Regions from separate parts of the Mus musculus genome. Here regions 1, 2 and 3 are each linked to region 4. The links are chromatin loops, found by intact Hi-C in ENCODE. Cell type or tissue: heart. All regions are shown on one strand. Links, peaks and the distances in the headings refer to the core of each region. The heading gives the core; the rest is flanking DNA. Region 1 holds the start of Hddc2 (HD domain containing 2). Region 2 overlaps Ncoa7 (nuclear receptor coactivator 7). Region 3 holds the start of Rnf146 (ring finger protein 146). Region 4 holds the start of Trmt11 (tRNA methyltransferase 11).

Evidence for each region. Hi-C counts contacts between places; a loop is a spot of excess contacts. Peaks named below come from ENCODE experiments on the same cell type or tissue, not always from the same donor. Only the 100,000 strongest peaks of a DNase experiment are listed, where the experiment ranks them.
Region 1: a loop joins it to region 4, with 3 times the contacts of the local background. A loop is called at or near these places in 18 of 42 quality-filtered maps.
Region 2: a loop joins it to region 4, with 2.6 times the contacts of the local background. A loop is called at or near these places in 9 of 42 quality-filtered maps.
Region 3: it touches region 4 in a loop (2.4-fold over the local background); 2 of 42 quality-filtered maps call a loop at or near these places.

The regions. Positions count from the first base shown.
Region 1 is chr10:31,306,836-31,314,675 of GRCm38, forward strand. Hddc2 (HD domain containing 2) reads left to right here and starts at 6,570. Exons shown (of 6, transcript NM_027168.2): 1 at 6,570-6,648; 2 at 7,680-7,801. The coding sequence starts at 6,580. In heart, for the core only: a CTCF peak has its summit at 4,487; a DNase peak (open chromatin) is centred at 6,186; H3K4me3 peaks cover 332 bases; H3K27ac peaks cover 383 bases.
Region 2 is chr10:30,715,597-30,723,436 of GRCm38, forward strand. It overlaps Ncoa7 (nuclear receptor coactivator 7), which reads right to left. Exons shown (of 16, transcript NM_172495.6): 3 at 7,050-7,270. Among named protein-coding and RNA genes, the nearest start is that of Ncoa7, 84 kb to the right of the region's middle. In heart, for the core only: a CTCF peak has its summit at 3,550 (motif pointing left); a DNase peak (open chromatin) is centred at 3,565.
Region 3 is chr10:29,357,626-29,365,465 of GRCm38, forward strand. It overlaps Rnf146 (ring finger protein 146), which reads right to left and starts at 4,817. Exons shown (of 4, transcript NM_001110197.1): 1 at 4,339-4,817; 2 at 3,660-3,720. Gm30698 reads left to right here and starts at 3,771. Exons shown (of 2, transcript XM_030245425.1): 1 at 3,771-4,044; 2 at 4,079-4,998. The coding sequence starts at 3,771. The coding sequence ends at 4,884. In heart, for the core only: no CTCF peak of the experiment used is centred there; a DNase peak (open chromatin) is centred at 4,426; H3K4me3 peaks cover 2,804 bases; H3K27ac peaks cover 1,835 bases.
Region 4 is chr10:30,596,766-30,604,605 of GRCm38, forward strand. It overlaps Trmt11 (tRNA methyltransferase 11), which reads right to left and starts at 3,935. Exons shown (of 13, transcript NM_028604.3): 1 at 3,825-3,935; 2 at 975-1,040. The coding sequence starts at 3,896. Gm20300 (predicted gene, 20300) reads right to left here. Exons shown (of 1, transcript NR_045008.1): 1 at 6,430-7,840. It also overlaps a transcript of Hint3 not described here. In heart, for the core only: no CTCF peak of the experiment used is centred there; a DNase peak (open chromatin) is centred at 3,976; H3K4me3 peaks cover 2,033 bases; H3K27ac peaks cover 1,398 bases.

The sequences.
Region 1 (7,840 bases), core at 2,444-6,443, 710 kb after region 4:
AGCTCATCACTTACTAAAATCTATATTTCATCCTGCTTGCTCTAGACCCAGTTAGGGCTCCTTGGGGCTACTCTTTTGTGGCTCTTACATGTTGGCTGTCTCTCTGCCCTGTACTTCTCAGGTCTGGTTTTTTTCCTTTCCTGGCATGGTGATTCTAAATTCTTCTTCCTCCCCTTGTCCCCTTGCCCTCAAATTCTAAAGTCCCACCTCTGTCTCCAGCAACTTTATTTACTAATCAAAACCAACTGGGGGCAGGGACCCTCAGCATCTTACATGTAGATTCTTATGCAATTTTGGGAACCCAATTAACATAATATAAGTGTTAGATAAAAGCCACAGAAAAGAGAAAAGAAAAGAGAGAAGAGGAAGCAGGCTAGCAGGAGAGAGATAAACGTTTGATGTGCTGTTACAGGAGATGAGGTTACACCCTCCTATTATAGCTCATCTTGCCTTAAACTGGCCTGTCTACTTAGGTAAGAAAATGGAAGTAGTTGGAAGCTGACAGTTGCAATGTCCCATGACCACATCTGCCACCAATTAGCCATTACCCCCTGTGCCTTCTCCTGTATTGTGGGCAAATTCCTCCCCCCTGAAGGCCAGCCTTTCATCTAGTGCACTGTTGTTTGAGCAGAACCCCCTCCAGCTAACTGCTTATATTAGCTTCTGTTAAACTGCCTGTTTCTGCATCCCCCCCCCCTGCAAACCTCACCCCCCCCCCAACTGCTTATCCATATGCCAGCATGTGCTTTTGCCTTCAAATACCCTGTGGTCTGGACACACACAGGTCCCAGAATGTGTAGGTATAGTCCCAGACAGCTCAACTAAGACTTCCAATTGACTATAAACTGTGTCTGAGTGGTCATCTCTGGTAGACTCCTCATAACACTTTTCTTGCTACTGCCAAACATTAAGCACTCCTCTGACCCTATAATCATTTCCCATATTTCCTTAGTCACTCCCATCAGTAAATGAACACACACAAAAAATCATCTTTCTTCAAAGCCATTCCTTTCTCCTAGTACTCACATGCCCACTTCACTTTGAATGAGTTGTGCTACTCACTGCTGTTATCTCCAGACCCAACTCATTAGGGTGTCTGCTTGCTGTTCTACCATACTGAAAGCTTGCTCTTGTCAAAGTTGATGGAACACATGAAATCTGGCAGTTAAATCTGGATTTTTATCTGATACAACATTGATTTGGTTGATCACCTTCCTGTCCTTAGTTGATTTCTTCTTATTTGAAATATTCTGGCACCCGGTTGTCTTTGAATTCTCTTTCTACTTCACTGTATACTCCCTTGGTCTCCAAAGGTCTAAATATTGGGCTGCTCCATGACTCAGTTATTGGATATCTCCTCAACCATCAAAAGGTCTCATCTAGTTTTATGGTTTTATTGATGTGCCATGCTGTCTTAGTTAGGGTTTTACTGCTGTGAACAGACACCATGACCAAGGCAAGTCTTATAAAAAACAACATTTAATTGGGGCTGGCTTACAGGTTCAGAGGTTCAGTCCATTATCATCAAGGTGAGAGCATGGCAGTATCCAGGCAGGCATGGCACAGGAGGAGCTGAGAGTTCTATGTCTTCATCCAAAGGCTGCTAGTGGAAGACTGACTTCCAGGCAACTAGGGTGAGGATCTTATACCCACACCCACAGTGACACACCCATTCCAACCAGGTCACACCTATTCCAACAAGGCCACACCTTCAAATGGTGCCACTCCCTGGTCCAAGGATATACAAACTATCACACATGGTTTGTATTTTTGTATATTTGATCTTTATTCTGGCTCTTACCTCTCCCTTGACTTTCAAAGTCACCTGTGTTAGAACCTCACCTGCAACAAAAGTAAATGTCTAGTTTCCATCCACCCCACAAGCTATGCTTGCTGATTCATTCCCCAACTCAGCAAAAAGCTATTCTGTTCTTGTAGCTACCAAGCAAAACATTTTAGAATCATCCTTATTCCTCCTTTTCTTTTATACCCATATGTCTTGTGTCATAAATCCTTTAGTCTTACCTTCAAATCCCAAACCCTGACCCAGGTGTTTACATGGATATTGGAAATAAGCAAAATAAACTTATTCTAAGTACTACAATTTCATTTGCAGTCTCCAATTAATCATAGGGAGAAACTAAATTAAAGATTTCAGGCTCTAAGGGAACTGGGACCTTCCCTATAGCTGAACAGCTTCTGTTTTAAGCAAAGAGTTGTCTGAATCCATACATCTCAGGGACAACTTGTAAGGAGACAGTTGTCTGAATCCAGACATTTCAAGGGCAACTTCTTTATCTTCCTTGCAGAATCAAATGAAGTTCTTGTTCCCAGACTCAGAAACCTGGTGAAAATGCCCTTACCAAACCCCTTACGTCAAAATATAATTGGACAGTGCTATAACCCATCCTGTTCCACCTCACTTTATGGTTTCAGTCTTTAAATATGCTGCAGACCTGATAATCAGTAGCAGCATGATTACAATAGACTTTTGTCATCTGCATTGACCTAGTGTCGAATTTATGTTTGATTTAAGTGGACCCCACAACAATACTATTTCAGTATCACTTTAGAATGAGAATTTATCATAGTACTTATAAATTATAATATCAGAGTAATTATAAATGATAATTTATAATTCATACTTTAGCTATTTTACTCTGTTTCCTCCTTGATCATTCCTTACCATCTGTGTTAGTCAGCTTTCTTGCCATTGTCCAAAGTGACTAATACACAATTTAAGGAAGGCAAGGTTTATTTAGCTCACACTGAAAGTGTTTCTAATTCACCATGGTGGAAAAGGTATAGCAGAGCAATGTGGCCCCAGTATCAGAAAATAGAGGGAATGAAGAAGGGAGGGAGACAGAGAGGGGTGAGGGAGGAAAGGTGGAAGAAAATGAGAGAGGGAGGAGAGGAAAGGAAGAAGAGAGAGAGAGAGAGAGAGAGAGAGACTCTATACCTACACGTTTTGTATTTCTGTGCCCCACCCCTATACAATGAAGGTCTCTCACCTATTGGATGGTGCCATCCATATTTAGACAAGTTTGTTTCCTAAGCCAAACTTGTCTAGAAATTCCTTTAGAGACACATGCAGAAGTATGCTTCCTTAATTCCATATGTGCTTTTAAAATCCAATCAAACTGACAATCATAGTCCTATCACACCATCTGACGTATTGGGACATTCTGCTCACTTGTAACTATCTTTCTCCCAACTGTAATCTAAGCCCCGTGTGGCAAGAGTTTGTGTTTTCTCTCTTCGTATTCATCAGGCTTCTGTGTCACTGTTTCCAAATACTGGAGAAAAACAACCTATTGAGGGAATATTTTTTCCCTCAAGGTTTCAGAGGGTTCAACCCATCCCATCATGGTAGGTAAGGGTGGTGGACCAGAACATTGTATCAGACAGGAAGCACAGGAAAGGCTGTCCTAGCATCTCTTCTGATTCCATGATAAAATACCTTGACAAGAGGCAACACAGGGAGAAAGGGCTTATTTTAGGTCACATTCCAGGCTACAGTACATAAAAGCAGCAAGTCACATCACATCTACACATCCACAGTCGAGAGAAGAGAGAAATGAGTCCTTGTGCACATGTGTGTTGCTCTGCTGACTATCCAAATGCAAGGAATAGTACCTCCCATTCTCCAGCTGGGTCATCACTCATCATTAAGACAATCCCTCACAGACACTCCCACAGGCCAACCTAATCTACACAATCTCTCATTGATACTCTTGTCTCATGTGATTCTAGATTGTGTCACCTTGACAATTAAAGCTGATTATTACATTAACCAAAGGAAGATATGGCCCATGGTGCACACCCCAGCCATCCACTTCCTCTAGCTATCCCATCTTCTACTTTAGCCAATAATACTATAAATAATAATAATATAAAACCTTCAAGGGATGAATTCACTCATTAAGACAGAACTACTGTGCTTTAATCCTCTCAGAAATGCCTTCATGGATACACTTAGAGGTGTGCTTTATGAAACCATTGCATGTTTCTCAATCTAGTCAAATTAAGAATGGAGATTAAACTTTTAGTTAGGGTTTTTGTTTTTGTTTTTTGAGACAGAGGTTTTCTGTGTAGTTCCGACTGTCCAATAACTCACTCAGAAAAGGCTGTCATAGTACCAACTGGACCTAAACTCAGATAGTTGTTTGCCTCTGGCCCTGAGTGCTAGGATTAAAGGCATGTACCACCATGTGCCTAAAAAATAGGTTTTAAGAGAGCAAAGATAAAGGATCAGACTTTCACTGATAAATCCCTAGTACTAGTCTTTGGAATAAATTGTAGAATCAAGTGAATACATTGAATATTGACTTGAGTAGTTATTAAATTTCTGTGGTATGCAAACATCAACTAAATGGTCAACATTTAAAGGGACAAGTCAGTAGTTTTTCAGAGGTTTCTCCTGCCCAAGATTCCCCTGACGTGGAAAGCTGGAGCTTAGGTCCAGGTCAGAGTTCTCTCCATGCTATGCTGCTTGTCTCCTCTAGGGTCAGTAACTCACCTAAAAACTGCCTACAACTCTGCCGGCCTCTCAAAAAGCCTCACTACACACCCGAGGCAACACACACTTCTTACATCCCCGAGAACCACTGTGTTCCTTTGCAAGAGATCTTTAAGTAACACCAGTGTTTCAAGACATCTGTCACTCATGAGGTCTCTAGGTGTTTCCTCTGCTCCTATTCTAAGAAGAATGTTCTTTCACTGCTAAATCTTGATGTGAGTGATGGGTGCTGTCAGACCACAGTCTAAGAATGGAGTTGAGCAAGGGGAATCTTGAGTGCTTGTGAGAAAACTCCAAGAAAACAAGGCAAGAGTCTTATGACCACAGCTTCTTGAAACCCCAGAATCGTTCTTGGATTGTGTTTTTTGTACTCCTCCCAAGTATAATGGATAGGAGTGAGTTATTTCAGCTGATATTCTTCATGTGCATCTATGAAAAAAAACATTTTCTTGTCACATATGGCTTGTCTTTGTCATCAAATACTTTACTCATTTGAATCTTCTTAACCCTCAGAGTACAAATTGCTGGATGCTCTGACTAAAGAGCCCCTACTCTCCCAAGTTCACACTGTCAAACTAGGGTGGTGAGCAAGGTGCTATTTAAGATATTCTACTTCCATAAAGTCCTATTTATGATTTCCAGAAAGTTTTATACTCTAAAAAGCCACTTTCACAGGCATTTTTACTGCGATAACACCTGATTCAAACACTCTGATTAGAGTGACTAACAGTATGATTTATAGGGAGAAAGCAGATAGGGACTATATATAAAACCAGGAATAGGGCTTTCTACACCTAGGACCTTAGCATAGCAAGGCAGCCTGGTGGTGCTGGCATTTGAAGCTTGTGCTTTATAGATAACACAAACCACTCACCTACTTCAGTGCTGGAGAGCACTTGGGACCTCATGCACAGCTACACTACACTGCCAACTTTTCATTTCTTCTGTAGAGCTGACTTTAGAATCCTGGATGCTGCTCATGGATGCTACTTCAGTGCTGGAGAGCACTTGGGACCTCATGCACAGCTACACTATACTGCCAACTTTTCATTTCTTCTGTAGAGCTGACTTTAGAATCCTGGATGCTGCTCATGGATGCTGCCTCAGGGTTCTGTAGAATCTACTGAGCAACATTCTATACCAACATTATGCTATGATGACTATACATTTTCTAGTATAGTTCCCGGTATAGTATTCGGGCTCATATGGAAGAGGTGGTAGGTATATCAAGTAGTGAGAAACGAGAACAGACAATGGTTCATTAGAACCATCACCTTTTAGGGCCCTGTAAATAAATAAACCTACTTTGTTACAAATAAAATTGGAATTCCTTTTTATTTCTCTTTCTTCTTGAATCTTATTCATATCCTCGACTCCCTCTGCTTGAATTTGTCCATATCCATTAACTGCATTTAAAAGTTTGTACCATCAAATTGTCAATGGAAACTAGTCAGGTAGTCCTGGAAGATCCTGATCAGTTTCCTGGCAGAATGGATGCTTGTGGTTTCACCATGGGCTTCCTCTTACTAGCCCATTTCCTGCTTCCTCCAAAGTTTCCTGGTATGTCTGCCAAGCATTGCCTCCCTTCACAGGCTTGCCCAGTGCCTTTGTTAAACTGGTTAAGCGAAGCTTCTTATAGCTAGCTCTTCCTGCCAATCAGACACTGGGCTTCTAAGAAGCAAGGTTTGCAGGCATTATCCAGCTTCATCCTCCTTAGGCCTTTCTGCCCTTAGCGTCAAGCTGCGATTCCTGTGAAAGTTGATGGTTACTTGGGCAGAGACCATCCAAAGTCTGAGCACAGACCTTAGTACAGAGAAAGTGCTCTACCAAAGGAGGAAGTGGGGCTGTGAGGAGGAGCCAAAGGGTGGGGAGGAGCTGAAGGAGGGCGGGGAGGAGCTGAAGGAGGGCGGGGAGGAGCTGAAGGAGGGCGGGGAGGAGCTGAAGAAGGGCGGGGAGGAGCTGAAGGAGGGCGGGGAGGAGCTGAAGGAGGGCGGGGAGGAGCTGAAGGGGAATGGGGAGGGGCTTGAGGTTGACACCGCCCAGCTCTTATGCACTTCAGCATGGCTTTGGCCTCGTCCGGCTCTGGAGCCGGGCTGTTGCGTTTTCTGCGTCTAGTTGGGCAGCTCAAGGTGAGCGGGTGGGATCGGCTTGGCCGGGAGGCGGTGCGGCCCAGCTCAGGCACCGACCTCACGCAACCTCCCTCGCTCAGCCCGGCGTTGCTGGCGGGTACGCAGCCGAGGCTGGACCGGGGACTCGTGCACGCTCCATGCCCAGCGCGGCCACAACCCAGGCCATGGCGATGCTGCGGAGCGGCAGCGGAAGGCAGGAGCCGAAACCCCTGCACGTAGGCTGTGGAAACCTTCCTCTATCACCGTGACTTCCGGAACTGTTGGTTTCAGTAAATCGGTTTCAGCGTGCACCAGCCCTTGCTTGGCAGAGCTTGTGCAGAGCCCCCTTTGTTCCAAGATGAGCTGTTCTGTAACACTGCGACTATTTGTGAAATTCGTTAGATGCATAGAACTCCCAGAGAAAATGCAGACTTACACAGGTTGAGAAGTAGTGAAAGGCTTGACTGCCATGGAAACTCCTCCAAGCCATCTGAGTTAGAATTGGAGAGTCTGTCACATGTTGCATGTACAAAATATTCTATTATTGTATGAAATGAGTTTTTGGACGGCACAAACCTACTACTCTCATAGTTAGGAATAATACTGGGGCTTTGCTTTGCATTTTTCCTAACTACACCACAGATGAACAGCACAGGCTGGCAGCCTGGAACTTGGGTCTTCACCTGTTGAGTTCTTAGATTCCAGGCGTGTACCACCAGGCGTACCACCAGTTTTGCTTTTATGTCTAAAAACTTTTTGTGTATTATCCCATAGTTATACTTCACTAGCACAGAGTAAAGACTATTGGACTTTTGTATACTTTTGAACATTTTTGTATATTTGTGAATTGTCCACTCACTAGTGAGATTTCAGATTTTTATCGATATGATTAGTTTAAATGAAACATTTTTAAAAAAATAGGTTTGAAACCACGACTCAGCTGACATGTGGCTCTGTGGCCATTCTCTGGCATTTTCTTGAAGAGCACCTGTCATTTTTTGTTGTTGTTCCCAGGGATAGTGTTTTGTTTAATTCCTTATCTTATTTATTAGAGAGTTCCACGGACTGGCTGGGTATACAGAAATGTCGAAAAGCCAGAAAGCGTGTCAGATCACATGTACCGGATGGCAGTTATGGCCATGGTGACCAGAGATGACCGTCTTAACAAGGATAGGTAAGTTATTTGAACATTGATGCTTATGAAGGTTTCTGG
Region 2 (7,840 bases), core at 1,963-5,962, 120 kb after region 4:
TCCTTCATCTTGCCCTACATATGGTGAACTCCTTTGATTTCTATGCTCAAATAAGTGTTTGCACTCCTGAATGCAGGCTTCTGGTCTCACAGAAGCTTCGGTTGCTTCTGTTCCCATGTATTTTGTCTTTTCATGCAGAATGTGTGTGTATGTGGTTTTGGTTTTTTTTTTTCCCCCTCAGACTCTTCCTTCAATACCCCCCACATCTGACATCTTCCTTCATGTCACTTTCCTTTTTAACTACATTCCTGGTTATTTTACAACAATAGTACTTAGGTGATTTTTCGGACTAGAAATTGAACTAAGTCTTGGACCTACAATCGGGTTCTTTACCACTGAGACTATCCCCACCCCCTTAGGCTCTTGACATTCTTTTCACATAAAAGTTCATTTTAATCTTATACCCTTCTAATCTTTAAAATCGAAAGGACAAGAAGGCTTTACACTCCTAAGCTGAAGGTCATATATTAATGGCCTGGCCTATTTATGTTTGGAAATAAACTTATAAAAATAATATAACCTTGATCTAAGCCTGTGAATTGAAACAAAAATCAAATAACAGATACGAAACTCACCCATGTGGTTTTAAAAAGAAAAAACAAACCCTTAGAAAAAGTGTTAAGTTGTGTGGAAAGTTGTGGTTGCCACTATGGGAAAGAACCCAGTTGTTGGTTGCTTTCATATTTTCATGAGAAACAAAGAATCTATAGCAAAGGATCAGTAGAAAATTTCAGTTTTTTTTACTTTTTCTTGTTAATCTTTTGAATTCAGGATGAAAAACTGTAATGAATGTAGTAGACTCAGTAGGCTTGTTAAATGAGAAACTACATGAGGCTGATGTTAAGATAAACACATTCAACCACACACCAGGAAGCTCAGCAGAATTACCATGAATCTGAGGCCAGCCTGGGATTACACAATGACATCTCAGGAAAAAAGAAAGATGGAAACAATAAAGGAAAGGAAGCATCTAAGGATGGAGGACAGGAAAGGCGGTGAGGGAAAGGGGAGGGGCCTGGGAAGGAAGAAGGGGAGGAGCCTGAGAAGAAGATGAGCTACATTCATGACAAATGATCTCTTTAAGCAAATCTTTGGTTTTGACAATCATAAAATGCCAAGCTCCTTCATATGAGTCCTTCATCTTCATTATAATGGCTTCCCAAATAATATTCTTTAAAGTAGGTGGGAGATGGTAGTGCATGCATTTAGTCGTAGCAATAAGGAGGTAGAGGCAGGTGGATCTCTATGACTTCAAGAACAGCCTGGTCTATAGAGTGAGTTCTAGGACAGTCAAGGCTACACAAACTGACCCTGTCTTGAAAAAAACCAAAATCTTAACATTTCTAAATTGCTCTCCAGGATTTCTGGCATTAATGCTTGTATTAATTAACACATTATGTTATTTTAATAATTTACCTTATTCAAAATTGCCTTATTTTCCTGACATAAAATCCATCTCTTCTTACCCTTGTACTTCCATAGATATGTTTCAAGTGAAGAATGGTCTGACATTGAAATCTATGGCTTTTTCATATTCCCATTCTACCTGTGTGATTTAGAGGGGAAGATGTGCACTATTTTAACATTAAAGACTAATGAATGAAGTGTTCTTTTAAAGTAAAAGTATTTTATAGCCAACTTACTAGAGTTTGATGCTGCAATAAATTAATCATCTTTTGGGAGGTTTAGAAGTGTTCTGATGAATTGTATAAAACTTGGCTTGGCATGGTCACACACATCCTTAACCTGACGTGACAGCGGCAGAGAAGCAAAGGCAGGATTATCTCTCTTGAGTTCAAGGTCAGCTTGTTCTACACAGTGAGTTCCAGGCCAGTCAGAGCCACACAGTGAGACTCTGTCTTTAAATAATTTTTCTAAAAACTTAATAATAGCTAATTTTAAAAGCACAGTAAGACACAGAATTATCAAACAATTTCTTGTTAAAAAATTATTCATTTTTATTTTATATGTGAATGTTTGGGCTGCATGCATGTCTGTGTACCACATGCATACAGTATCTGAAGAGGCCAAAAAAGGGTATTGGATCCTCTAGAACTAGAGTTATAGATAGTCATGAAGTTCCTTGAAGGTACTGGGAACTGAACCTGGGTCCCCTGTAAGCTCAGCAAATGTTCTTAGCCTCTAAGTCATCTCTCCATCCCCTACAAAACTTCTTAAGAGTTTATACCATATAAACAGAGTAAGTGAAAGCAGTCCTACATATTAGCAAATATTAATGCAAGCACAGAAAGGTTGAATTCACTTGTTCTAGAAACATTCTGATATTTACCTACTTGGTGCTGTGCTAGGTACTAGATCTCAAATTATATGATACAAACTGTCTTAATATGATTACTTCCTTTCCTAATCTCTTCTCAAAAACAGAACAGAACATTTACAGAATCAGGACCATGTTGTTATAATGAGGCAATTCTAGTGACTCAGTCTCTCCATAATATTCTTTTGCATGTTATCACTGTATAAGGAGATAGCAATGACGTATTGCTCAAGGCTGCAAGGAGTCACAGATAAATCTATTTGAAAAAATAAAAACATTTTGTCAAAATATCCTTCTTTAGTTCTGGGAAATTACATTGTATATGCAGAATGGGCAACAATTGGAAGTAACTGCTTTCAACAAACTCTGTACTTGCATAATAAATATTCTTTTTACAAGGCCTTTGCTTTTGCTTTGTCATGCTATTAAGTTCTGCTTTTCCCTGTATGCTAATATTTGAAATAGTTCTTTAATGCATAAAATTCAACAAATAAAGGAAACAATCCTGCAGGGCATCATGGCACAAGGAGGCAGAGGAAGGTGAGTGTGAGGCCAGCTTGCTCTACATATTGTATCCCAGTATAGCCAGAGCTACAGAGTGAGACCCTGTCTTAAGATTAAAACAGACAGGCAGGCAGGCAGGCAGATAGACAGACAGACAGACAGACAGGTAGGCAGACTGCTTTATACTTTCTGTACCCAGATAGGTCAACTCTCACCTATACCTTTTTCCATTATGCACTGCTAAGTTCATGTTCTCTCTTAGCACCACTAGCTCATTTTGACCTCTGTTCCTGGGATCGCATCTTTTACATATAGATTTCACCTCACATCTGTAAAAAAGCAATAAACAGGCATCTCTAGGCCCCTTGAGAAAAATGACTTAGACTTTCAAAATCTCATCTCTAAACACAAAATCCTTCCTCATTCCTGAGTTCAAATTTGTCATGTACTGACTGCTCTTTTTCTTCCTCATGCACGATACTAATTAGCATATACTGTTCTACCTGTGAGCAGAATCTCTCCTCAGCACTTCATTTCCCTAAGGGCTTGTCTCTGATCAGTACAGCCTGCCTTCATCAATTCAGATTCGTCTGGGAAATAATGGCACTTCCCCCAACTTTCTTTGAGTTTTACCAGGCAAATCTAAATCCTTAGCAGACAAGATCCACCCACTGTCAAGTCCCCTCACTATCTGGCCACTTAGGAGCAACACCGAAAGAGGCAGTGTTCTCTAACAGGAATGACTCTTAGCTCAAGGTCTGATGCTCCCCCTAGTGGTATAGAACTACATCCTGGGATGGGACTCTGAAAGGCAACAGACTCTACGAGGCTAATCAAATCTGAGTGGGCTGAGTGGGCATTTGTCAACTATGGAACTATGGTCAAATGTGGTTAGAGCAAATGAAGCCCCACCCAGAGGTTTGATCCCAGCACTGGAGTCTCCTGATGAAATTCCCCAAATATCCAAACCAATGGCCATTACTGTCATTCTTGAGGGTTGATATAATGGCATCTCTTACTATTAACAAGGAAAACCACACAGCAATTTCAACTAAATGACTTCACTGTTTACCAATATCCTGTAGACTTATCCGGAAATGGAGCCAAATATTACAAGAGTATTCATTCATCTATATGTTTGATCTTCTACAGAATGCACATTTAAAACACATCTGTCAGGATAGGGAGGTAACTGAGTGAAGTGCTAAAAGACCTGAGTGCCAATCTCTATTATGTAAACTAAGAAAATGTCTGGCCTGGAGGTTGAGGCACATGCCTTTAATCCCAGCACTTAGGAGTCAAAGGCAAATGGATCTCTGAATTTGAGGCCAGCCTGATCTACAGAGTGAGTTTCTCAAAATCTACCCACTCCTCCACACATACATATACAAATCTGGAAGAATGGCCCATTTTTATAATCTCAGCACCAGGAGGCAGAGCTAGGTAGAACTTTGAGGCTTAGAGGCTAGCCTACCAGATGAGTTATAGGTCCGTGAGAGACCCTGTACAAAATACAAGGTAGATGGTGATGAATAGCACCCAAGATTGGTCTCCACTCACACAAATGAACACAGATATGTCCATCATATATGCAGACACACACACAAAGAGCACCTGTCAAGGTGGAGACACTATAGGGTCTAAATCATCTGCAACCAGAGAATGGTTACACTGCACTGAGATGGGACAATGCTTGTCAAGGTCATCCTGCACTGCACTGAAGTGGGCCAGTGCTTGTCAAGGTCATCCTGCACTGCACTGAGATGGGACAGTGCTTGTGAAGGTCATCCTGCACTGCACTGATCATCCATGAAAATGGTTGAGAACTGGCTTGGCCTGGACAGAGACAGGAAGGAAGTGTCAGAACAGAAGGTAACTGAACGTATTTTGTGAGGTAAGAGTGAGTAAGCAGGATAAAGACAGGGATGCCATTTTAAACTCAACAACACACTTTCAACAGATTCCCCTGCAGTAGAAACAAACAAAGCAAGAAGTCAATCAAAATAGGACTCAATACAACTTTCTTAATTCTCTTCTTCTCAGAAGTCGTGGAGTATACTGATGTTTTAGATTTTAATTGTAAGCTTATTAATTACTTGAGAGCCTCATTCACTAGGGTGGAATGCACAGTGTTTACAAACACATTGTATTGATGACTTGACATTAATGGCCCCCAACTTATCCATAGGTCACTTGCCCTCTTCAGTACTAGCAGCCCCATGGTCATGGCTGAGAGCAGATTCCTCATCTGTCTGTTAGATCAATGCATATGAAGCAGTCCTCGCTGCTACCTCAGTGCAGTGTAGCGTGACCTTGGCAGGCACTGTCCCACCTCAGTGTAGTGTAGCATGACCTTGACAAGCACTGTCCCACCTCTTGTAGTATAGCATGTCCTTGACAAGCAATGTCCCACCTCAGTGCAGTGTAGCATGACCTTGACAAGCACTGTCCCACCACACTGTAGTGTAGCATGACCTTGACAAGAACTGTTCCTCTGACTTTCTCACTGCTGTGATAATACACGTCACCAAAGCATCTTAAGGAAGGAAGGGGTTAAGTACAGTCACAGTTTAATGTAAAGACCATTCTGATGGGAAGTCAAGGTTGTGGGAGCCTGAAGCAGCTGGTCATGTTGCCTCCTCAGCCAGGAAGAAGAGAGGAGTGGATATTTGTGTTCAAGGAATGGAACTGCCAGTTTTTAAGATGGATCTTTCCACCTCAGTTAACCTAATCAATAGAATCCTTGGAAAACATGCCCAGAGGCTAAATAATGCCTTGCAGATGTGCCCTGGACGCTTGTATCATAGGTGATTTCAGAACCTATTAAAGCAGACACGCACCATCATACATGTAGCATTAGGCCCATTAAGAAGTTATCGTAAACATGGTAAACGATATGTTTCTCTGCAAGTCCACCACAATCTGGAGCAAGATTATTCAGGGTCTACAGCAAGTTCAGGGTCACCAGATCTGCCTACTATTTTGCACTACTTCATCTCATGACTTTAGCTGCAGGATGTTCTCTGAGCACTACTATATCTTTTTCTCTCTTTGCCTAGCAATATCAAACCAAATTTCTGATTCTTAATATCCTCTCTTGGCACGCTCTTTGAACTATACTCAGACCTGCATATGACAGAACAGTCGGTATGAGATGGGTACAGCTAGTTGTGTAAGCCATTATTTCCTGTTCGTTTGCAGCAATGGCTAGTCTAAGAAACTCTAAAACATTGTGGACTTATTCTAAATGAGGGGTTTTGTGTTTAGTGGTTGTTTCTAGCTGACACACACTAGGCCTTGTCTCCTCCAAATATTACAATCACAACTCTTAGTACTTTTATGGACCTATGTATAGCCACTAAGGAAAAGAAATAAACCTGGCTCAGTGGGCAAAGTGCCTGCTGTATAATTGGAAGCCTGAATTTTGATTCCCAAAACCCATGTAAAAAGATGAACATAGTGCTGGTCTTCTGAAACTCCAGGGCTATGAGGCAGAGACAGGAGGACTCCTGGAAGCAGGCCAGCCAGAGAGAGACTTCAGGCTCAGTGAGACTTGGTCTCAAAAATAAAGGAGAGAGCAATAAAAGAAGATTCTGAAGTCAACTTCTGATCCCTAGCAACCACATCTACACACACACACACAAACACACACACACACAAGCACACACACAAAACAACAAAAACATGAGAAAAAAGTGCATTTCTCCTACAGGGAAATGTTCATCAGCACAAAGCATGTGACAGACACACTACTAAATGACAAGTGTCCAACAGTGAGTGGAGTATGTGAGTTTACAGTTATCCTTTCATTTCATATAACATATATAATAAGAGTATCATATAACATATACAGTAAGAGTCAGAGACATGGAGTACTTACTCTAAATGCTGGGCTGTTGTTATAATGTTATCTTATAAATCATAATTTTTGAAAAATCATTACAGATTTTAATTTTTTGAGGGTGGAAGTTTTGTTTATATTTTGAGATATGGTTGGGCTTATCTACCCATGTAGAACAGGCTAGCCTGACCTCCCCATGTAGACCAGGTTGGCTTCAAATTTGTGATGACCACATCTAGCTTACAAGTTATTACAATTTGTTGTTGCTTTTCCTGTTAAAGCTTTGAGACAGGGCCTTAGTAACCTGGGCTGGCTTCGGTTTCCATTCCTCTGGCTTCTTTTTCCTGAGCATGGAGATTTTAGTTCCATGCTCAGCCTATGACAGCTTTTTAAAGAAAATACTCCCACGGCGTCACAAGTACTTACCAACACTGTAGTATCTCTTCAGTTCCGTGCGCCTGATTTCCTTTAACTGGTTACTTTTTCTCTTCTTTTTGTCATCAGTGCTATGGTCCCCCTCTGCTGTAACGTTGAACTTGTCTTGTTCCAAAATGTCTGAATTAGCATCATCTTTCCCGGAACGACTCTTCGAGGACGCAGCTGAAACTATCTCTGCATTTTGTTTGGCTTGTTTTTTCTTTTTTAGTCTACGAATGAAAAGGGGGAAAGTTGTTACATGCCATCCTAATTTTATGCTGTGGGACTCTAAAATGTAGTTGTCTGATATATAAAACGCTCTCTGATATTCTCTCTGTCTGTATCTCTCTGTCTGTCTCTCTGTTTCTCTGTCTCTGTCTCTCTGTTTCTCTGTCTCTGTCTCTCCTCTTCTTTTTCTTCTCCTCCTCCTTCTTGGCAAGCACACAGACTGGCTCCAAGTGCTGGGCTTACAGGCTGACAGGCCTGGGTCTTCCTCCACCTTTCTTTTGGTAGAACTGGGGACTGAATCCTGGTGCTGTACATGACAGGCAAGCGCACTACCAGTGAGCTCTATCCTCAGTTCTGCTTTCACTTAGAAAGAAGGAAGAGGAAGAAGGGGAGGAGGGAAGAGGAGGAGGAGGAGATACTAGCTTAAAGACAGGGTCTCATAAAATTATTCAAGTTGATTTTCTTTTCTAGCCACTTAAATACTCTACCATGAAGACCAGGGGATCTTTGCTCAATTTTGTATCCACAATAATAAATCTCAGGAAAAAAAAAAGTATGGGATACGTTCTAAG
Region 3 (7,840 bases), core at 2,000-5,999, 1.2 Mb before region 4:
GTGCTGGCCCTTCCAGATCATTTCCCATTCCCACACCTGCTCTTTAGTATGGAGACGTCTGGCTACTTCCCCATCTTCCTTCCTTTATACAGTTCCTGATGTCATTTCCTTTCCTGGCCAATCTAGAATCATCTGAAAGTTCTTCCCTAACAAAACCCCTGTTTTCACCTCCTTTAAGCACCTACCTCTGCTGAACCTTGCAATGTGTCATTTCAGTTTCCATGCCTTAGCCACTTAATGGTCAGAGAAAATGAGAAGACATTATTACTAACTTCTCTGGCCCTACATACTGCCATACCAAATACTGTCATCTTGCATACTGGACAGACTGGGAATTTCCTATGGACTACTGTGTGACCAGCCTTGAGTTCATTCGTGAAGTCTTTGAGTAATGAGTAATACATTGGAAAAAATGGACCATGGTCTTCCTAAACTAGAAGCCAAACCTAAGTTCTCCAGTCTATTCAATAAAGGCAAATTCCTCAGGAAAACGAAGGCTTTAGGTAGGTCTCTGAATCTAAATAAGTCCCTCTTATTTATCCTTGGCAACCAGCCTTCCACATTATACCAAAGGTATACCAAGTTCTCAATGCTCCAAAAAGCTCTTGATAATTCTGTATATCCTCCTGCCTTTAAAAGTCTTCCTCTTTTATAGTTTATAAAATGCCCAATGATGTTCACTGCACTGCAGAGGAATGGTCACTCAAACTATTTCCCTCTTCTGTATTTTATGTATTTTTCTACTATTGAATGAGTATTGGCATTATTAATTTATGCACTGACTTTTTTCACAGAATCATGAGGACCTGACAAATGTTATATCTTTAAATGGCTGGTAAACTGCCAATCGAGTTATGTTGATTTCAACTGCTTTGTTTAAGTACCACAATACTTACGTCACAAAATACCTGAGTTTCCTCTGAGAGGAAGACGCTCTTCTGGAAACTACCAAATACATAAAGTTAGAGAATCCTTTAAAGAACCTACAATGTAACTGAGCACTAGAGCTACAGCTTGAGAATCTGTCATCTTTCTATCTTTTAGCAAGCACAAAATCCATCTGGCTAATGACTACTTAAGGATTGTCCAGAATGCAGATAAAACCCCAAGAATAAGGTAAAGTTCTTGCCTATAAAATTCTTTTTATAAGAAATGTGTACCCAATTTTTCCTCACACTGAAATACAGTGAAAAAAAATTTTGTTCCTATTTTTAGTTCTCCTTCTTCCATGCATTTACTTACGTACTGCTTCTCTTTAATAAATAACAACTGTTCCTGCCTATTCACTTACCTATCTTGTCCATAAATATTTAATCTCTACAACTGGTTTGTACTTAAATATCAAAGCAAACAGAAACAAAGAAGTTTCGAAATAACCCATATAAATCTTTAAGAACACCTGCATTTTGGACCAGTCCATCCTTAGAACTGTTTTATTCCAGTTATACAAAAATCTTTGGTGCTCATAGACAAACTTTATCAAAGTATTCCATCAACAAAGCAGACTGCAGCTATCTGGGGATAACTTTACAAATGTAAGCAAGATGGAAACAATGTCTCTGTGAGGGCATTGTGCATATATTCTCTAAAACCTTGCAGGTTATGGTGACTTTTCCAATTTCTATATCTCACAGAATTTTCTAAGTTGAGACAAAATGGATTAATAGTCCATTAATCCAGCTACATTAAAAAAACTGAAAAATAGTCATATTTTATTACTTTAAAATTGTAACCACTGAAGAAATTTAAATCATAATTACTTGACTACATTAATACCTAATATAAATATTAGGGTTGATAATGTAAACAATTAGGATTAATTTTAAGCCAGCCAAACTTTTTAAAGATCCACCGTCCCTAGATAATAAACTTGAATAAAATATTGTTTCTTTAAGGAAAAAAAAAGGCGAATCAAAGAAAAAAGATGAACATATCACAATAGAAATAAAAATATAAATGTCAAATTATATACAGTTGGACATTTTCTGCTTATCCTATTTAAAGTTAAGGTGTAATGAAATAAGAGTTACTCAAACAGAATACACTATATAGAAAACATATCAATAGGGGGACTACAAACCTTATTATGTGTATCTGTTTACTTACATATGTCTCTATTATAAACACAAGAAAAATGAGTAGGGGTCAGATGGGATTTAACAAACACATCTTAAAACTTCTTAAGAAAGATTCCCAAATTCACAAGTATGTAACTGTTACAATGTGTCAATTTTTATACTTCATCATCAAATCAGTTTTAAAAGTCTAAGTTAAGCTTGGAAATAAGTGTTCTGTCAAAACCCAGTTCAGTTAAGTGGGGTTCCATACTTTTGAGGGATCTTCTTGCCTTGTGTATGACTGCCCTTAAGAAGCCCCATCCTGTGACTCTATTTACTTTTGTCTCCGTCCTTATACTTAAGTGTAAGGCTTTAAATTCCTTCTCTGCAAAGTGGGCGTTGTATTGATTTCATTAACTCATGAGATACAAATGTCAATTTATATTTATATGTAATACATGTATTCTCATCTAACAGATGTTTCAGGCTGGCAGACATTCTATAAATAAGAAAGTCCTCTTATTAACTGGTGAGTGACCTTTGCCAAGTTATCCCTATGCTTTTGTTACTTTGCTCTAGCCAGCCTCTGTAATTGGACAACTCCAAACATTTTAATTAGCAGGCCTTTAACAACAGGCTTTGTATTAACTAACTAGAAAGGTAAATGAGAGTATACAAAGAAGCAAAGGAAGCTGTAGACTAGTGTAAACAGTGTGTATGCTCAAAAAGACTGTTTCTAATCCACCCAGCAGTTACCCAAGTTCAGACTCTGTGATCAAGAAGGCAACCAAGCAAGGAGGTAGAAAAGACTCGGATCTTCCATCTCTCATACTGATAGGGAAATGTGATAAGTCCTTCAAACTCATATATGGCTGACAGAAAATATGTTTTAAACAGATGGATATGAAAAATTCTTCCTATTATTTTCTTCTTCAAAGTCAAGGAATCATGTTGGATCCAAAAAATAAAACAAAACAAACCCTCCAACAGTTTCAAAGTGGCACTTTTACTAAATGGCATGTCTCCTACAAAAAAAAAAAAATCATTTATGTTTGCATTCCTGTTATCTAATGAACAGTTATTTGGGACATTTCCCCATGACTACAATTCGACTCAGTTCTTAAACAGCACAAAACAGAAACTTTCAAACGTTTAATAACAGGGTTTTCATTCTTTCCCCATTACACACGCCCAATTAAGACATAAATAAACTCTATGATATCCAAGACCCAAGCAAACATATCCAAAACTCCATCTTTACTGTAGCAGTTACTCTTGAGTTTTCTCTAAAATGAGATTTACTTCACCTATTTTCAAGTGTTTCTACAGCTCCCAGACGCTTTTCACGCTCTGCTAGTATGTGTGGGTCGTTTTCTTAATTTGTTCTTTAATATGCCATGTTCTTTAAAAGTCTAATGATACAGATCATTTATTGTTATGTTCTACGCATTCAACTTCTATGACAATACGTGCCTTTCAATGCCCAAGCTCCAGGTGCACATCTAGTTTGCAAAAGAACACACACACACACACACACACATACACAGATAAAATGTAGTTGTCAGAATGCGTGTGCTAACTTACAGTGGGGAAACATCTTACCTAATTATAGAGGACGGTTCCATTTCCACATCCTCAAAAACAATGTCACATAGCCCTTTCTCTTTAAAAAAAAAAAAAAAAAAAAGTCCAGAAAATAAGACAGTGACAACAATGGGGATCCCGTGCGCTCTCAGATGGGGTGGAGGGTTAAGGAGAAAACTCCACATCCAGCAAGCAGAACAAAGCGACTGCCGGAGCTCTCAAGATGCACCCGGCTTGGGAGGCCCAACTGGTATCCCGACACCTCAGGCTGGTTTCGGGTTTGGGGAGCCATCAAAACAAGAACGCTCGGCGGCTTCCGCCAGCGCGAGGAGGAGGGGACGACTCCGGGCACTGGGCAAGACCCAGAGGCACAGCCGCGGCGGCGGCGGCGGCGGCAGGGCAGGCGGAAGATAGCATGCAGCCCGTGGCCGACTGAGGCCCGGTCGAGCCCGCTGGAGCTGCCCGCAGCCTGGCCTGCCTGCGCAGTAATGGCCGGGGCCGCGCCCGTCACAGTCCGGGCTGCGCCAGCTCGGCCTCCCTCCGCGCGCCCGTCCGGGCCGCGCTGGCCAAGGGCGTCCCCGTCCTACCGGCCCCCGACCCGCCGCCGCCCGCCGCGGACTCCGAGCGCCGCCTCGCAGCCAACGAAGCCGCAGTGCCCCGCCGAGGCCCGCAGCCCACGGCCCCCCGCGCTCCTCACCGGTCCGGCCCGGAGCCCACCTCTCGGCCGCCGCCGCAGCCACCTCGCAGTCTTTTCTCCTCCGCTTCGGAGCCCGCAGCGGACGGGGACGCGCGCGGCCGTCACGTGACCGCCCGGCGCTCAAGGGGCGGGGCCGCGCCGGCGGAAGCCACGCCCCCTCACCGTGATCCCGCGCGCGGCGGCCCTGGCTGGCGGTCCCCACGCTGGCTGCTGCTCTTCTCTGTCCCTTGCTGCGACCGGGCTGCTCCTTGTCCCTGTTCCGGTCCTCCCTCACCCTCTGCGTGGCGCATCTTGTGGCCTCCTGGTTCTGAACTGGTGGAGGTCCATCTAGGTGGCTTGTGGGAGGAAGCTAGACCTTCAGTACCAGGAAGAAGAGCCTTTCCAAAACTCAGCCTTGGGTCAAGTCCTATGTTTCCTTTGGCCGTGCCCTTGGAGAGACTACCGCTTGTTCCTTATACAAAAAAGGCACAAGAAAAGTCACGGCGTGGACTGGATGGTCCCCGAGATGCTCCAATTTATTCACCTCACAAATGGCCAGATATGTAATGGGAGAGGGGGTGTGCTGGGGTGTCTTTTAAACCCTAACAGCATAGGAAGCTAGAAGAAGAAATCGTCCCGCGAATCTAGAATAAATTTCATGGGTTAGTTTTATGGCAAGCATATGGTGTTACACATCAAAATCTAGTCCTTGTTCATTTTAACCGGCACATGATCTTTTTCAGAACAGTTTTCTCTACTTGAAGTTGCACAAAATGGACCAGAGAACCTTTTCACCTTTGAAAGTATTTCCGCATTCTGTAACTGTTTGCATTGTGCTTGCAACAATGTTGCATTTTGAGGTTACATCCACTGTTTGAATTCAGGACTGAAAAATGTACTGTGCACCTATTTATAGGGTTTCAAGGCCACTGATCCAAAGGAAGAGCTCATCTGCTTAACATTAATAGCTGTAAATCCAGAGCATGGGTTCGGGTTATTCATTCAGTTGTTATAGGAAATATTATATGAACTTTTATAGCCTGAAGAGAAAAGGTTGTACATCAATGTACGTTGAAAGGGATAAGACATTGAATAGGTGAGTCGATGTGAGCAAGCATGTGGGTCTATTTCATAGGCTTCAGATGTTAAAATATTCTTAATTTCAAAGGGATCTAGCGGTAGGAGGCTGATTCACCTTACTTGAGGATCTGGGTTCAATCCCTAGTACCATTGAGGGAAGGGGTTGGGGGGATTAAAAATGTTGATGGAAGCTACTGGCTAGCTAGGTTTCAACAGTGCATACCAAACAGTAACAAAGATGTTAGGCCAGAAGATACAGGAATTTGTAGCAAATGGTTACTGTGGCAACTATGGGCTATGGGGGAGGAGGGACACAAATATATGTTCTTGTATGCAGCATTCTCCTGGACCACTGTTAGAAAGTTTAGCCAGCCATTCAGTCCACAGGATCTTCCACACAATTGTGGCTTCTTTAGGGAAACAGGTACACTGTGTGTAAATGTCTCTTGGTATCAGCTATTTCAATACATTTTCTTCTAAGTAATACTATTTTTATAACTTTAATTAATGTACAGATATTGAGAAACATGCCATCTTAGCTTAGTTCCCTATCATGTCATTTTATTTTTAATTCCAGTGGTATACAATATATGTATATAATAGTAGCAAAGTAATAGCAAAATTTTGACCTGTTCTTCAAGATTCAAGTTTGAAGAAACAATAGCAGTAATACCAATACAATATTCTGAGAGGGCTCATCTACTCCCTACAATAATCCAATGTCATCCTTTGCTATTCCCATTTTACAGATCTAACACACAACTGGGGTTTGAATTCAGGTAGAGATTCTATGAAGATTTATTTCTGGGTTAGGAAATTTTCCATAAAGAAAGTCCTGTTTGAGAGAGCAAAAATCAGACAGATCATAAATATCTTGCCTAGCCCCTACGTCTATTAGGGAAAAGCTTTTTTATGTTGTCCTTCAGTCTCCCTGGGTGCATAAGAGGCGCGGAATATCTAAGTGCCTGGAGTCTTATTTTGTCTGCTTACTGAAAAACCTGAGACAGACATGAAGTATCAGAAACCTAATAAAATTCTCTCTCAGATTCAGCCCTTTCCCACAACCATGTCAAAACATGCTTCTGTATCTTTGTTCCAACCCATCTTTAGTTTCTTCCTCTTTTGCTGCATATACACTTTGCAAATAATTTCTTCGCTGCCTCTTTCCATCTTCAAAATACACTCAGGATCCTACTACGTTTTATGCTGACTTCTAAACCAAACCTAAGTGAGGTCATATCATACTTCTGAATACACATATACAACCACCTTTGGCTTACCAACACAAAGACAAATCAAAAGTCCCCCTTTTGTGTGTCACCCTACTTTATGATCTCCCATACCTCTTAATCCACTTTCTGTTCCTACAACACCCCTACTCAAACTCTCTGCACATTCTTTGCTGAGAGTTCCCCTCTTTTGATCACTCCCATAATGCATTCTGCGTTCTCCCTCTCCGTCTCCCCCTTCTCTCTCTCTCTCTCTCTCTCTCTCTCTCTCTGTGTGTGTGTGTGTGTGTGTGTGTGTGTGTGTGTGTGTATGTGTGTGTGTGCGCGCGCTCAAATACCTTTGCATTCCTCTCCCTGCCTCTGTTTTAAATTTTCATATCACTCACTATCATTTCTTATTCTCCTTTCCATTTTCTCTCATACGTACAGCAGTGTAATGGATGTTATGTTTAACTCACCCAAATTCTTTGCATTCTCCTCTGGGCCAAAGCATAGAACTCAAAAGAGTGAGACTTTGTGATCTAATTTGTATGGCATGTTAGTTAATCTTTTCAACTTCCTGGGATTTTGAATCAACATGGAAATAAATCTCTGGGCATACCTATCTGGATTATCTAGATTAGATTAATTAAAGTGGGAAGATTTGTCCTAAATGTGGGTAGTACCATTCCATGAGCAAGGGTCATGCTTAGTCTGAATACAAAGAGATTCAAGCACCAGCAGTCACAGTATCTGCCTCTTGCTTGTGGATACAATGTGATCAGCCACGTTCAGCTCCAGCTACTGTTACTTCCCAGCCTGCTGACTATACCCTAGAACTGTGAGCCAAAACCAACTTTCTAAAAAAAAAAAAAAAAAGCTTTTTTGTTAATTTTTGTTAAGGTGTTTTATCACAGTAACAGGAGAAATATCAAATACATATAACAATTGCAGGAATAGTGGGTGCCATTATTTAGACAAGTTTCCCACAAAAGCAACAAATGATTCAATGAATACAAGTATGCCCACAAGAAAATGTATGTATGTAAGTATGCATATACTCATTGACGTGCTGAATAATAAAATATAAAAAATAATAAAAGAAAAAGGTGAACTCATTCTTTGTCAGTAATTGTAGATGCAGACAATCACTGAGTTTATAAAGTACTATTTACTACACATCCACTTCCTGAAAGATATTTCAGGCATTCAGATGAATGCCCACCTTTGCATAA
Region 4 (7,840 bases), core at 2,002-6,001:
ATCTCTAATAATAAGTACTGAAAGCTCTTGATTCCATTAGTATCTAAAATGTCCTATAGTACAATTAGCAAGGATTAAAATAACTCAAAAGGGGGTTATTATTACAGAAACTCTTCTGAAGTCCCATTTCTAACCATTCAAATACGCATAAGACAGAGCACAAGCAGCTGTAAATATAGGAGGAGCCACAGTCAATCTACTTGAACATACGTTCATTCTAGGTATTTTAAATGCATGTTCCTTCATCTGTTACCTCCACTCTGTTACGCCAAACAGTGCTCTTAATTACTTAAGCACATGTCACACGTAAATGCTGTAACAGATACGGGAAAAGGAAAGAAAGTACATCTTGATGGATCATGATGATTTACAACTTTGATATAATCCACAAGTTTCTTGGTTAAAGATCTTAACCACTATTCCTCTCCTGAAAACAGCTGCCCTGACCGTTTCTCAGCCGCATCTACAACAGACACTGGCAATGAGCATTCCTGGCCCCTGTATGCACAACTGTGAGGCTTGGCCAACTGGGGCAACTGTGAGCAAGAACTCAGGAAAGAAGCTGTGTCCACAGAGACCAATGACTGATGAGAACTGCAGTGCCTGTGTTGGGCTTCCTTTAGCATCCTCCCCGTCTCTGTGTAGAAACTAACATACTGCACTAATAGATAAAAAACGCTTGCCCCGCCATGCAAAAGCTAAGGATGTCGTCCGATAGCATCTCAGGCCTGTAAAGATGCTTCCTGCATCTTGCTACAAACCACCTCTCTGACGTATAGTAGGACATATTTCAGCTTACCTTAATTTATGACTTCCTTTGTTCTGTAAAACCAGGAGAACTGCTTCATTGCAACACGGAATTTGGGGTAACCTAAATATGTGTTCCCAGGCCATAACCATTCAAAATGGCTCCAAAATAAACCACCTCCTATTCCCTTTAAAAATAAATAAATAAATAAATAAAATCACCTTACCTTTCCATAAGTTTCCTGACTGTTAGTGAACTGCCCTCCAAACACCGATAGTAAAGACTTTATTTCCTGTATTGAAAAACATAGAGAAAATATATGTTTGTTACGGTCTGAGGCAGAAATGTCCCCCAAGGGCTCATGTTTTTCAGGTCAGTGCTTAGCTTGAAGTATTACTTTGAACACTGGAGAGTATTTAGGAGGCCGTGGCTAAGTCCACCACTAAGAGGCAGGCTTTGAGAATTATTCCCACGATTCCGACCCACTCCATGTTTCTTAGTGTGTGGACACGCCGCTTCCTCACAACCCAGCCTCAGACCATGCCACTCTGCTACACCTCCAACTGCACTCTCCAAAGTCATGAGGCAAAACAAAGCTCTGCTCTGTCAGGTTACTTCTGACAAGTGACTAATGTGCATTTTCAATCCTTTAAACTGAGTCTGCAGAGAAAAGCAGGTCTAATGATAGAAAGAAAGGGGAAGGGGATATCTACTTGAGGCATATTGCAATTGTCAGCATCAGGCAATTGTAACATAGACTTCTGAGATTTTTATAGTCCTAACCATGGTTATTAGGTCATAGACCTGAGAGATTTTATACATGAGCTACAAAAGGATTTCATCAGAAACTGTTCTGTCCTGATTTAGGGAAGTAAAGAATTTTTTTTTACAGATGCTACAGATTAGTAAATAAAATAGTCAACAATAAAAAAATAGAATGAATTATTAAACATGATTTGAAGATGTTTGAAAAAGAAATAATTAGCTAGGGAGCATAATTGTGAGTTTGAAACGTGTAAGGACATGGCTAACCTTTCAGTGTAGTAATAAAACTAGAAAGAGTTAACACCAGTTTTGTTTGTTTTTAAGATTGTCATATAACCAAGGCTGCCTTGACTTCTCGATTCACCTGCCTCCACTTCACAAACGCTGGGATTACCGGAGTGTACCACTATACCTGCCCAGAGTGAACATTTTAAATGTAACATGCATGTCATGAGGAAATTTGATCAAATGCATACATCCTTCAGGCAACCTCTTTGTTCTGATAAACACAGATTGACTGTAAAAATACCTTGCTTTGTCACACTGACCAATTGCTTAAATAAGATATAGCAAGTGAACTCTATCCCTCCACATTGGCCCTATGAGGAAGTAACTAAGAAGATAAGTGTCCCCGATGCTGGTTGCCAACACTCTCCTTCCCTCCCTTCCAGAAGGTCTTTACACCATGACCATGGCCATCAGGAGGGAGTGATACCATCACTTCCTACTCCAAATCACAAACAATGGGAGATGTGAGCAACAAATGCCACCTCTAGTTCTCTTTGGGTATGTATGCATCAAGTTGTTTCTTGTACTAGAAGGTGTTTGGTTTTAGCAAGAATTGGGGGTGAATGGTGAAAATAAATTGCATGGATATCCCAGAATGAAAAGATGTGTAAGAGGTGGGGACAGAACCTCCATCTTAGCCACAAAACACATACACTCACTCCTACTCATCCCCGTAAGGAGGAGGAAACCTCTGTCCTTATGTCTGACATGTTGCATGTCTCCTGCCAGTTTTCCTTTAATGTCCAAGCTTCCAAGCATCTGTACTTGGCCTAGCACTTTTTTTTTAAAACCTGTGGGTACACTCACAAAAGTAAGGGAGGCCTTGTGCCAACGGAGGCCAGAAGTGTAGGCACCCCTGGAGCTGGGGTTACCAATGGCTGTAGGCAGTATCCTGACACAGCTGCTGGGCGCCAAATTCAGGTCCTCTGGAAGAGCAGTGTTCGTAACCAGTGAGCCAACTCTCCAGTTCCAGTGTCTCACCACTCTTTAAACATGAAGTTGAAGAAATCTCATCCTTTCCAGGTTTTCTTACGCAGAAAAATGAAATGCTTATCACAATCTAGATTTGTTCTCACCTCCTACATTGCCACTCTATCCTGTTCTCTTACTGCTGACACTAGATTAGTTTCTTAATCATTTAATATTCCAACAGATTCTTATTAACTCCAGTCTTATTGCTCTCGAGTCCTTCCTTCATTTTACTTTCTATTAAAAAACAATCTAATTCTGCCTCTTTACTTTTAAACTGTTTAATTCCTCTTCCAAGCTATAGTGTCCTCAAGTCTGTTTTCTCTGGTCCATCAGCCTACTTCTCTCTCTTTACCACTCTGCTACGTAGCTGGTGACGAGCAACGAACAACAGTTTATACTTCTAATGGACTTATTTCCTTGGCCCCGGTAACTAATACTGTAGCTCATATGTCACCCCCACCTTGAAAGGCAACATCCTTCATTCATCAATGGACAAAGATTCCCTTTTTAAAAGGCCCCCATACTTTAAAGGTTCCCACTAAGAACCCTCCATCATTGCACTTCACAAAGTTATGGCTATGCTCTCGCGTCCGCTAGTCCTGAGCCTAAGTAAACATTACGCTCTTTAAGGGCAGAGCTGTCAGTCAGCGCATCCTTGCCGTTCGGTGCACGCGACTTCAGGCGCTGTAGAAAATGTCACTTGAGTAAATAAAAAAGCTTCCCCCTCCCCAACTTTATTAAGTTCCACCCCAAGCCTTCCATCATGCCTGAACCTATATCGACACTCCTCACACTCCACCGAGAGCCCCCATGGATGTCTCCATTCTGCGTCGGGTCAGGTTCACCTGCTTAACTGCGGCGCCAGGAGCACGTGCAGAGGGGTGAATGGCAAGGCTCCGTCCTGGAGAAAGGCTGCCGGGGACATGGTCCGCCCAGCGGCCTCATCCCCGCCCCAATCCAGGCGCGCGCCGCTGCCCGCAGAGACCCCCCCCCCCCCCAGCCGGCGCGTGAGGAGTGCGAGCCTCTGCGCCCAGCACCCAGGACGGCTCACCGGTAAGCGGAACTCCAGATGCTCCTGTGCCATGAGCAAGAGATAGCGATTCAAGGAGCCCGGCAGCGCCATTGCAGCTACTACCGTGCGCCTGCGCGGCCTCCACGGGCCCGCCCCCTCCTCCTCCTCCCTAGAGCCAAGTTTCCGCCGAGCCTCATCCCGGAGCCGGAAACGGAAGCACGACAAGGAACACTGGCGGGTGGCACTTTCTAGGAAGGGGCGCTAAGGGCAAGAGTGAGATCCTGGTGTTCCCACCGTCTGTGGCTACCCTAGCACGCTCCCCTTGTGAGATGCATTGTTTTAAGAGGCAGGCTGCAGTGATCCCGCGCAGTTCCCCAGGGATACTCCACTTGGAGTGTTCTTCTGACTCCTCCCTCTGTTCTTCAGCTCAAAACTGGACCAAAACTTCACTGTTAAGTGTAGACTCTTAATCGTTCGAGATTCAGCCTCACCTGCTTGAACACTGAGTGTACTTTTAGTGATTTTGCAAAAATTTTTCAAGAGCTGTCAAGGACCCATCTCGGGTTGCTCTGTATGGAAACAAACAAACAAACAAAAGCCTTCCTCAGACTTGCACTCCGTAATTATGCTATGTTGTTCCAGGCACACAGTAAATCCACAGCCAGTGGTAGATTAAAAACATTGGTGAAAGTTACCCTAATTACTCAGATGGGCCTAATACCATAACAGTTTGCAAGAGACATGGCTACCTATACATAAGCTCGACAAGTATCATTTCTGCTCAAAGTACTGAACCCTTTGTACTGCTGAGGCCTGTATTTTTGGGTTTTGTGTTCCACCTTGGTAATGCACAGCATATACAAGTATCCTGTGCCAGAAATATAGTTGATGCTTATTGGTAGTGATCAAGACAGCCAGCACACAGACAGTGGTGACCCTTGTTACCCAAACCTCAGTTCCATTTATTATCCCTATGCTCTCAGCGAATTTTGTAACATCTGTGAGCTTCAATATTCTTTTAAGAACTGGAGTATTGCATCCTACAGATAATAGCTATAAGTACTAGGTGTTACAATATTCAAACTTCAACGTATACTCTATTGCATGGGACCAATAAATAGCATTGGGAAATGTTTTTTGTTGTTTTAAATGAGAATTTCTGCTTTTTTTTTTTAAAGAGAGATTTGCCTTTGTTAGTGTTGTTAAAAATCCTTTCACTGAGGACAATGTAAGCAACAGCAACCATGTCTACCAAAATCCCAAGAACAAAACAAGGCACATTATCACCAAAGTTCACTCCAATGAGCAATGAGTTTATTGGGTTTCCTTCTAGAGAATCGATGAGGACTCACTCACCTGGCTATGGGCACTCCTACCCTAACAGGATACACCTGAAAAGCTTTACCCAGCAGTGAGATGGGCCAAGGAGATGGATAGACGTTGACTTCCCAGCATTCCCACTCTCTAGTGTAGTACCTACAAACCAGCTACAAGGACTTTCTGTTGGATCTATCTGCCTTTCTGGGTTCTGACTCTGAAGGAAGTACTACTATAATCACAAGAGCCAAATCCTTAACACTATCGAGCCCCTCTCCTTGAACCCCGCCCTCCTCCCCCCCCCCCCCCCCCGTCAAAATAAAAATCATTCTGATAATTAAAAGGTAAGTTATTTTAGTTGTTAGAATAATACTCAAAAATGTAAGAACACTTTTACAAACGACTACATAAATGAAAATTCAGTAAAATATTAAGTTAATTTTTGTTTAAACTAGTTTTCATATATTCCAGACTGACCTAAAACTGTCAAGCTCTTCACCCCTCCCCCTCCTGAGAGTTGAAATTATAGGCCTATGCACAACACCTAGTTTAGGATTTCTCTTCATTTGCATTTATGAAACTTGACTAGAAAACTAACACAGATATGCAGTTATTGCTGGACTTTATAACTGACCATATCTTTTTTTTTTTTTTTTAAAGATTTATTTATTATATGTAAGTACACTGTAGCTGTCTTCAGACACTCCAGAAGAGGGAGTCAGATCTCGTTACGGATGGTTGTGAGCCACCATGTGGTTGCTGGGATTTGAACTCTGGACCTTCGGAAGAGCAGTCGGGTGCTCTTACCCACTGAGCCATCTCACCAGCCCCTGACCATATCTTAACAGTATCATCATGAACAAGAATGACACCCACAGACTCATATGTCCGAGTACTTAGTCACCAGGGAGTGGAACTGTGTGAAAACGATTAGGAAAACTAGGGGTGGCCTTAATGAAGAAGAGTGGAGGAAGTGTGTCACTAAGAGTGGGCTTTGAGCTTTCAAAAGCCCAGAACAGACAGTGTCTCTTTCTGCCTTTGGATCAGGATACATGTCTCATCTACAGCTCCAGAGCTGCCTGCATGCCATCATGCTGATAACTAAACCTCTACAACTGTTCACAAGCCCACAAATAAAAGTTGCCTTGGTCATTGTATTCTTCATAGCAATACAACAGTGACTAAGTCACATTACTAATCAGCTTTGCTTTGAAGTGCCTTCATGGATAGATAACACTTAACCGGACACTACCAAAAAGGCTAAATAGATTTTAATTGTAATTTGATTATTTATCTTTATGAGTGAAGAAAGTGTACACTAAAAATGTTCTTTTAAGGATTTTATATTTTATTTTTGTTATCACCAGTGTATGTGTCCATTTACAAGGCATGGGGAGAGCAATACATAAAGGTCATTTGTGCAGGTCAAAGGACAACTTTGTAGACTCCTTCATTTTCTTGTTGCACCTGTCCAGAGGTCCAGAGATCCCACACAGGTGGTCCGTCAGGGTTTCCTCACCTAGCAGTAAGCAACACATCCCTGCGCCCCTGTGAGACAGTATAGACCTATACAAACAGAATCAACCGGCTAATTACCCCTTAACCACCTTCCCTGTACTATCATTCATGGGACCAATTGCATCACTGCAAATTCACAGCGGAAAAACATTCAAAGATTGCACTTTTCCCAAAGTTTGTCATATTTTTACTACTATAGAAAAAATTGTCAGCTATATAAATAATCAGAAAGCTATTACACAAGGCAGTGTTGTAAAACCTATAAATCTAATTTTGAGAACTCACAGACCCTTACTCTATTTCTAGTGAGTAAACTGACATTTAGAAGTTTGTATGAATTAACAGTGGAAACAGAACTCAAGGTTTTCGGCTTTCCCATCATCAGTCTGCCTAACACTGAGCCTTGAATTTCAATATCTGCTACCTACTACATATTCTTATCAGAGGTCTCCTGGCCACTCGTCTGGACATTACCACACTTCATAACACACTAAGATTTAATAAATTATTTTTGTCTTAGTCCCATAGCATCGGTAACCAAACATAGGATGAATGGTATTATTTCTTTAGTCCTGGATCCCAGTGTGTTTGTTGCTCATTAAATATTAAAAATTATTTGCTAAATTAATGAATTTTAATCATACTACACAACACTTAACTATAGATATTATAATCCAGCACTGCAATAAATGGTGTGTTACTTAAAATTGCAAAATAGTATGCCAAAACAAACAATCAAAAAACCCCAGAAATCTTAGTGGATCTCTATGATCTTTATGCTTCTTTCTTGGTGCATGCAGGCACAACACTACTAGACATTGGCACATTGTAGAATTGGCTTTCACCACCTCAACCTCTCTTCACTCACTACTGTGTCTGATGAGACCTCCAGAACAACTCCCAAAAAACTCTATCACTGAATGATATGCCAATAGTATTAGCAGTATGCTATCAAGGTAAACTTCTTTATCTGTGTCTCTATTTCAAATCGAGTATTTTTTGTAAGTGTTGATCAAACCACTATTTACTTTCATTTTCTTTTGATAAAAAACATACCATATGACAACAATTTCTGTCACTTTTCATATATTACTAATTTGTGCTTCTTCCTTGTCTCCTGACATGGAAAACTGCACATTTCTTCTTGTTAAAATAACAAAAACTGTTGCTGGTTATTATAAACACTCATTTAGAAGTACATTTACGTAGTTGCCTCTTAC